Linked DNA regions of Homo sapiens: region 2 is linked to region 1. Evidence: chromatin loops called from intact Hi-C (ENCODE). Cell type or tissue: body of pancreas. All regions are shown on one strand. Links, peaks and the distances in the headings refer to the core of each region. The heading gives the core; the rest is flanking DNA. Region 1 overlaps IFT43 (intraflagellar transport 43). Region 2 has its middle 110 kb from the start of VASH1.

The links. Peaks named below come from ENCODE experiments on the same cell type or tissue, not always from the same donor. Only the 100,000 strongest peaks of a DNase experiment are listed, where the experiment ranks them.
Region 2: it touches region 1 in a loop (5-fold over the local background); 73 of 110 quality-filtered maps call a loop at or near these places.

The regions. Positions count from the first base shown.
Region 1 is chr14:76,048,810-76,053,202 of GRCh38, reverse strand. All of the region lies in intron 3 of IFT43 (intraflagellar transport 43), which reads right to left. Among named protein-coding and RNA genes, the nearest start is that of IFT43, 65 kb to the right of the region's middle. In body of pancreas, for the core only: a CTCF peak has its summit at 2,210 (motif pointing left); a DNase peak (open chromatin) is centred at 2,192.
Region 2 is chr14:76,650,226-76,654,618 of GRCh38, reverse strand. No RefSeq gene overlaps it. Among named protein-coding and RNA genes, the nearest start is that of VASH1, 110 kb to the left of the region's middle. In body of pancreas, for the core only: no CTCF peak of the experiment used is centred there; no DNase peak of the experiment used is centred there.

The DNA.
Region 1 (4,393 bases), core at 136-4,135:
CTGTCATTATAGTATTTATAATACTATTATACAATTATATAATCACATATGTCCTATACAGTATACATTATCTTATTTCAGTATTATAGTACCTTATTTTATTCTCTTTGTTTCACAGAGGAGGAGCTCAAGAGAGGTAAGTAACCTGCCTAAGGTTACCTACCTAGAAAGTGGTAGGGCCAGAATGCAAGCAGGGTGTCTGACTCCAAAGCTCAGTTCCCAACCCTTACACCATGGAGACATGCGGGCATTTCAACAGCATGGGAAATGCTCCTCTGCTTCAAATCCAACTAATATTTTCAGGACGGGGACAACTTTTCAACTTATAGTAGGGCTGTAGCTTTGTCAGTCCTGATGATCTGGTAGTTAATGTTGGCTTAATTGTTCTGTGATTTATTATATGTTTTATTTACAACGCAACAGTGTGCATCATGGCAAAAAAGAGACCCATCTAGCTAAGTCACCTTTCTCTCCATATTCCTCCCTTTTTGAAATTCTTTTGCTCAAATGTAATCCCTTTCTTTGGCATTTGGAGCCCACACTGACATTTGACGGTGTGATTTGGGCAGCTGAGCACAAGCTGGATCCCAGTGGCACATCTGTGACTTCAGCCACATGGGACCATGGCAGAATCTTGGATCCTCATAGTTTTATTCCTGCCTGCAGGGTCTGTCTCCTCCCTGCTGCATCAGGGGGCCTGATCTGGCCATCATGATCGAGTGGGACTAGCAGGTAGTTATGACCCCCAACTGCAGGGACCCCATGAACTTCTGGGGAAGAGGCCGCAAAACAACCTGGATTCCCTTCACCAGACAGAAGAGGCCTTAACTGCTGCTACATGGGTTATGTGCTGAAGGGTAAAAGGCAGCCCTAATGTAGACATCACCTCAGTTAAAATGTTTCTCTCGAGTTTAATGGAATACTGCAGAGATCTAAATGGAGATAAAGTACCACGGCTCAGAGAACAGCCAGGATGCTATCTTTATGCAGCATGACAATGTTCAGTGGTTAATTAGACACCGTTAACCTATTTTAGCAGGGGACATAACCGAGATAAATGGGGGGAAGCGTCCTTGAAGTCTCTTAATATCCACAGCACATACTGGACCCTAGACCCACCTCCCTGCTGCAAGGCAGAACAGGCTTAAAATAGACGAAAGTGCCAAGCACCTGGAGCCTTGCCTGTGCCCGTGGAAGGCCCTATGCGAGTCCATCCCTCAGGGATCACTCCGACCTGGGGAGGAATGTGAAGGGTTTGGATGAATGGTTCTGACTATAACTTGTTGCAGGTGAAAGAAACGCCAAAGCCATAGGAAGGCACCTGCATGATTCCCATTACAAAAGAGACAAAACTGCAGCCAGGGGCCAAAGGCATGAAGAAAAACTGGCCAGGGGAAGAGCAGGAAAGAGATACCAACTACGTTGATGCCAAAGCTACTTTACATTTTTAAAATGTCAAGTAAAAATTTCTTCCTCTGGAGGAAAAAAAATCAAAATGCCATTTTCTTGCAAGGTTTTCTACCCTCATAATTTTTAAATGTCCAAGAAAAATCTCACAGTTGCCTCCAAACCTCATTGAGGTAAATTTTACCAAGGCATGAGAGAGAGAAGGCAATATTCCCGGATCATCTAATGCCACCAGCAAATCCAGAACCAAGGCTCTACTTTATAAATGTGTGAAGCGCCAAATGAGCCTTTGCAGTGAAAACCCAAATGTGAGGAAAGGAGAAATCTGCCATTGTCATCTTGGCCACACTGCTCATTCAATCCCAGGCGGTACACTGGATAATTGGGGTCCCTCTGCTCTAAGCTGCCCCCACACCTGCAATACTCATTAAAAGCTAGATATTTCTCATGAACTGAAGTTTTCCTTGTCCAACAGATTTCTCCTCATTTAAATCTCCCCTGAAAGCTGCAGTCACCACCCTCTTTCCCCTCAGTTCCTAGTTCTTGCCACTCATGTGTTTAGCATCTAGTATATGCCGCTAGGTACCATATTTTCTTCCTTCTTTTAAAACAGGCAGGTATTCCCTAACACCCAAATTTTGGCACTCTGGGGTTTTAGGTCACGCTAGATCATATTTAGCTCCTGCCAGCACAGTTCATCAGTAAGATGTCTGGTAGACTGATAAAAAACTCATGCCCATGTCCTCTCTTTACACTGCCAAGGCCTAGTGAATCACAAGGCAATTCCTGGGAGAATGTTGCCCCCTGCTGCTCACATTAAAAATGACAGCTTTGTTTTGCTTCAAACTAAATGTGTGAAAAAAGGTTGAAATACACAGAAACGCTTTGAGTAGCTACAGTTATGGGAACATATAAAATGTAATATGCCTGCTATCAAGAAAAGGCAGCAGAGTTTAGAACTCTAGAGGTTTTAGCCCTCTCAAATGAACATTTTTTTATTCAGGAAACCATTACTGGATCACTAATCATCTACTAGGCAGGAGTGAGAGGTGTTGGGAATTGGGGATCTTTTGCTCAAGATTTTACAATCTGGTAGGAGAAAAGAACATTACAGAAATAACACTAACACCTCCATAAACTTACATACTGTAAGGCCAAAAAGACTCTCACCACCAGATGGGTACAGCGGTGTGCACCTGTAATCCCAGATACTCAAGAGACTAAGGTGGGAGAATCACTTCAGCCCACGAGTTTAAGACCAGCCTAAGCAACACAGCGAGACCTCATCTCAAAAACAAACAAACAAAACCCAAGAAAACAAACAAAAGACTCCCACCACATCCAAACACTCCCACCACATCCAAACACTCCCACCACATCCAAACCCTCCCACCACATCCAAATACTCCCACCACATCCAAACTGTCAGCTGCTAGATGAAGAAGTGGAGACCAGGAGTCCTCAAAGAGATCTAATGAAGGCTCCAAAGCCAGTGGACGCAGTGCTGGACCTGGAAACTGAGGTTCACAATCCCTCATTCTACTGAGCCCCAGATTTGACAGGACAAGTGAGGAAGGTGTAAGCAAACTGTCACAGGAGCACTAAAGAGGGAACCAGCCATTCTAGCTGGGGATCTGGGGAGGCTTCATGGAAGCCTTGCCAATGGAGAGATGAGGAGGCTTGCAATGGGCAGAAAAGCTGCAGGAGGGAAACCACTCGAACAGAGGTCAGAGGCATGCAGGGGCTGAGGTGTTCGGAAAACAGAAGGGGACATGGTGTGGCTGAAATAAGGAAAAGGTGGTGGCTGGAGATGAGAATGGCGTCAGGGCTGAGTGGGTAAGCAATAAGACCAAATAAGTTGGTATTACTGGTGTCAACTCTATAAATACATACACTGACATTGATCAGGGATCAGGAGGGATTTGGGGGCTTGAAATTAACCATGGGTTCTTTGCTTTCCCCCTTCAAGTTACTTATGCCCACATATAGAGACCTCAATGATCTAATATTTTGCAACTTACCTTGTATCCTGCAGTACAAAAGCAGCACAGAGCAGTTAAATGGAAGTTCTTATTCTTCCCACTGGGAGAAAGAAGGGGGTTGGGGGTGGGGAGAAGCAGCTAAGAAGAACCGCTGTATGAGTGTTCCCCAAATGTCTGCCATTTCCAAGTGCCACCTTCACCAATTTTGCTATAGCTATGTACTTTCTGCAACCACTTAGCATTTTCTTTAAATTGATTCCTTGGTTTTAATACATTTTTTTTAAAAGAAAACTCTACATCTTCATGGAAAGCTATCATCACCAGCCATAGGGAAATAATTGTAAAAAAAAAAAAAACACACAGCTTTTTAAAAACTACAAACTTTATTAGCTAGACATTGCTGTTTGTCAAAAATCCAAGAGCGTACGGCCTATTTTGTATTAAAAGGGGAGATTAGTAGGGTTAGAGAAGTGTTAAAGAAACACTGGCTGTAAATGGAGACTTTTCCATTGGCATGATCAGAGGATGTGAAAGCTAGTGGAAAAGAATAACTTTGGGACTAGACACGAATCTTGGGAAAATCGAGCTACAAGGATGGAAGATGGAGATAAACGAGACTGGATGTGGTGACTGAGACTAGTAGAAACCATGTGCCACAAGTCAAGGGACAAACTTCTCAGTGCTTCTGGAAACCTTTATTTCAATTCATGTTTAATTGCTGGAGTGGGTCTTTTACTTTTCCTGTACAGAAGTTTCTGCTCTATAATGGGGAAACCTGTAAAGATTTCCTTCTAGTAACTAACCCACCATCTTCTCTGCTTCTGTTCTTTTACATTCTGTGATTTCCCCGAAACCCCATAAATACACTGAGACTCACCCAAGTCATGAGGTACATGAAGAGAAGGTGCCTCAGTTCTGGTTGCTGGCATGCGAGCCACTGGGGGAGCACAGGACCATGTGTGGCAGCCTCCTGGGAGGCTCAGGGCCCACCCTGGTGAATCCCT
Region 2 (4,393 bases), core at 75-4,074, 600 kb before region 1:
ATAGGAATTACGTTATAGGGAGTCAAAAGATAGTACCACCCTTCCCCACCTGGGTCTGAACCAATTCTTGAATAAGATAAAAGAGCCAGCATATGGAGGTCCCAAATCACCTTCCTTACAACAAAGGCCAGGTTGTATAACACGTAGCTTACCTCTACAGGCCAGGGGATTCCCTGACGTGTAGCCCCAGAGTTCACAGACCTACCTGGCCGCCAGGATCCCTGGATCTTCACAGCCCCTGTAAAGCTCATAGAGTGAGACAGTGAAGCCCCCAAAGGGGAGGAGGTGGTGGGAACAGGGAGGGCCGTGCATGCCCAGTTTCTCCTCCCAATTCCCCACTCAGATGCTTCTCCCTCTAAAGATGTACTGAGGTGAAGAGCCGGGAGTGTCTCAGCAGGCTGAGCTCGCTCCCCATGGAAGGAAACCACAGAAGCCGGGGAGTGAATTAAAAGATCATGTGAGGAAATCTAAATGATGTGCTCACCCCAGGGCCTGGTATCTGATAAGGACACAGTAAACAGTAGCTTTAAACATCTTCAGCCTGGCTTGGTTTACTCAATGCTTTCATGCAAATATTTATTGAGTGTGCACTTTGTGCAGAGTTTGTGCCAGCTACTAGAGAGGATACAGGAAAGCAGCCGATTCCAAGCTCTTAACTACCCCTACCATTCTGTTGCTGCTGTGACCATTGCTGCTCAAACTATTTCTTACTCCTGGCTAATGTTTATTAGTTGGATCCTACACATCAGGAACTCATGTCTGCTGCTTCTGTATATTATCTCATTTAATCCTCAAAATGACGCTAAGGAGTGGTTATGATTAGAATCTTACTTTGGGAGGCCGAGGTGGGCGGATCACGTGAGATCAGGAGTTCGAGACCAGCCTGGCCAACATGGTGAAACCCCGTCTCTACTAAAAAAAAAAAAAAAAAATTAGCCGGGTGTGGTGGCACACGCCTGTAATCCCAGCTACTTGGGAGGCTGAGGTACGAGAATTGCATGAGCCTGGGAGGCAGAGGTTGCAGTAAGCGGTGATCATGCCACTGCACTCCAGCCCGGGCAACAAAAGCAAAACTCCATCTCAAAAAAAAAAAAAAAAGAATCCTACTTTGCACTTGCAGAATGTGAGACTTTAGCAGTTGAGGTGTCTTGCTCACGGACTCGTTGAGGGTAAGTGCAGGGCAGGCCTGGAGCCGATGGATTATATAGCAAAGCAGGTCGATGTGAGGTGACCAGATTTGTCCCTTGGCAATTTCCTTAAGTGTCCACCGCACATCATAGGCAACAAGGGCTCAGAGGTTCCCAGGGGTGGCTTTGGAGTCCTGCAGCCTGGCTGCGAGCACGAGAGCCATGCAGGTGAGGTGGCAGATATTCAGCTCTTCAGGACATTTCCCCAACCATTTGGATGTGGCTTCACTTCCCCATGAAGGGCATAAACTTGGAAGACATAAAACAGCTCTAGGGGTGGGAATGAAAGTAAATTAGGCACAAATTCGAGAGGCAAAGGACCATTGCAGCAGTTTGGCAGGCCGAGGTAGGAGGATTGCTTGAGCCTAGGAGTTTGAGACCAGCCTGAGCAACACAGCGAAACCCCATCTCGACAAAAAAATTAGCTGGGCATGGTGGTGTGCGCCTGTAGTCCCAGCCACTCAGGAGTCTGAGGTGGGAGGATCGCTTGAGTCCGGCAGGCAGAGGTTGCAGGGAGATGAGATTGCACCACTGCACTCCAGCCTGGGTGACAGAGCCATACCCTTTCTCAAACAAAAACAAAAACAAAAACAAAAAAACAGGCAAAGGACCAGCTTTGAAACCAGCACTGCCTAAATGCAGCTGTGCTGTTCATTGTGAACTATGGGTTTTGGGTTGCACAGTTGCTTGATTGTCCCTTTAGTTAGTAGTGCTTTGGTTCCTTTCTCAAGGGCAGGGCCCTCATCCTCTTCTGATGTTCTCCCAAGCCAGCTTCTAGCCCTGCTGTGTTCAGGAGGGACTATTTGGGCAGTACAGCTCTGTTGCTTATGTGAGGTCAGACAGAGGCCTCCCCAAACATAGCTCTCTGAGCTTCCTGGGACCTGCACGTCCCTTTTGCTGTTGTACCACAAGGATCCACTCTTCTTCCTGGCTGGTGGGGGCTGGGGGTGGGGGAGTTTCTCAGTCCCAAAGCAGAAATGGCAGTGCCTGCATTGTCTGGGAAAGAATCACCTCCTGTTTGTGAGGTTTCCTGGGCTGCCCTCCCTACCCAATTTTCAATAATGTTGCTAACGAGCCAGAGAGAGGAACCAACATAATTCACAGTACACAGTTATTAAAATGAGCAGACCTGCACAAGAAGACACACACATAATGGGCGCTCTAGGTTGAAAAAAAACATACAAACTAACCAGGGCACAGAAGTAAGGGGGTCACAGTTCACTGTTCACTGTGTGTCTTAGATTCAGCTTCCTGAGGAGCAACTCAGAGACAGGGATTTGTAAGCAAATGGTTTAACTGGGAAATGGTCCCAGAGAGCACCATAGAGAGTGGTGAGCTTGAGAGAGAAGGAAAGGAAGCTGGTTACCACTGTAGGAAACTGGAGTTTAATCCTACTGGGGAACTCTGTAAACAGTGCAGAACATGAGTCTCAGCTCTGTCTCTCCAAAGAGTGAGGTAGCTGCGTGTTTATACACCAACTCCCACCAGCCACTGGTGGAGGGCCCCAGGCTGCCTTGAGTTTGTCTCGTGATGGGAGGTTCTGGTGTGCTTTCATGGCCAGAAAAACTTGTGGAAAGGGAGATACAGATGCTGGCTGGTGGAGGTCAGGCCAGCCTGCTCAGAAACAGTACATAGCCAAAGGGTATGGTTGGGGCACTGACAGCTTCTGCTAAATTGTGGGAACTGGTACCTTCCAGATGGTGAGTCATTCAATCCTCATTATAAGCTGATGAGGCAGGTGATGTCCACACTATAGAGATAGGGGAGCCAAGGGGCATACAGTTCTCATGTTTCTTGACTAGAGCATTGTTCTCTAGAGCATAGGATGTTTTTAGCATCCTGGACTTCTTCCGCTAAATGCCAGTGGCACCTTCCCATTCCTCAGTCATTGTGATAACTAATTAGCCATCCAAATTGAATAAAAAAATCCTCTCCCCTCCCAAATGCTGAGTGGAAAGGATCTTCTGTAAGGCAGGTGTTCCATTTAAATCACTTTACATTCTACCCTAGGGTCATGTTTATTGGTTAGATTGAGAATGAGCTAATCTGCAGCAACATAATTGTTGGAGCACCCTTTCCATGTTCTGTGGAATGGGAATTCTTAAACTGAACTCATGGGAGTGTCTGAGGACTGAGTAACAAACGTGTTTAGCACAGTGCCTGGGAGAAAGTAAGTGCTCAGACAACCTCAGCTGTTATTATTGGCTGAAGAGAGCTCTTTTTTTCAACAGCAATGCATTTCTTACCTGTTCCTCATTTCCTCCCCGCTCTCTCTTTTTCCCTGTGTTCCCTGCCCCCATGATACCCCTGTCCAAACTCCTTGAGACCTCTGGGCAGAAGAAGGAACTGATGCTTGCGTCTCTGTTTTCACAAAACAAAGCTGTAGTTATCAGGCCAGAATCATCTCTCAGCTGAGGCTGGAGCAGTCCAGAGAGGAAAAAAGGCCACATGTTGGGTAGAGATGCCATGCTGACAGCTGGGATTCAGCCCTGAGTGTTAGCGAGTGTTGTGTGGGTGCGTTCAGGGGAGCTGGAAGCTCAGTGTGCACAACATGTGCATGCCAGGCCATCCATCTGCACACTCATGAACAGCAATGTCTAAGTAGATGCAGCCTTCACAATCTTTTACCCAGACTTTTGTTTTCTTTGCTGCAAAGCCAGGTCTTTTATAAGCCTTTGGCCATGTTTGGCAATATTCATGTCATGCCTCTTCTAGAACCTGTTCAAGCCCATCACAACGTGTGCTGCCTCTCACTCCAATTTCCCTCTCCCCAAGCATCTTCACCCAGATGGGTTTAGGTTAAAATTGGTAACACTCCTGTGGTGTGTGGGGAAGGGGAAGACATGTGACCAGGGGAGGCCTGGGGCATAACGGCTACTTAAATTCTGCTAATGGAGTGATGGAAGTCCAGCAAGGATGGTGACTGCTTTCTTCCTCACCATAATCCCCATAAGTGTGCACTTTCTTGGGTACTGCATGGCGTGTAGTTGATGGAAGACTCAGCCCTGTAACTTTTGCCTGGGTCAGGCCTGAGTGCATGGGTGGAGGGGAGGGGTCAAGTTTATGAGTTGATTATGAACTGATTATAAGTAGAGCAGCCTCAGCCTGTTTTAGTGCTAGTGGCAACTCCAGGGTCATTCTCAACACTACACCAACGTCCATATCCTCAGGATAGATGAAAGGAGGTGCAAGACCACTATTAGCAG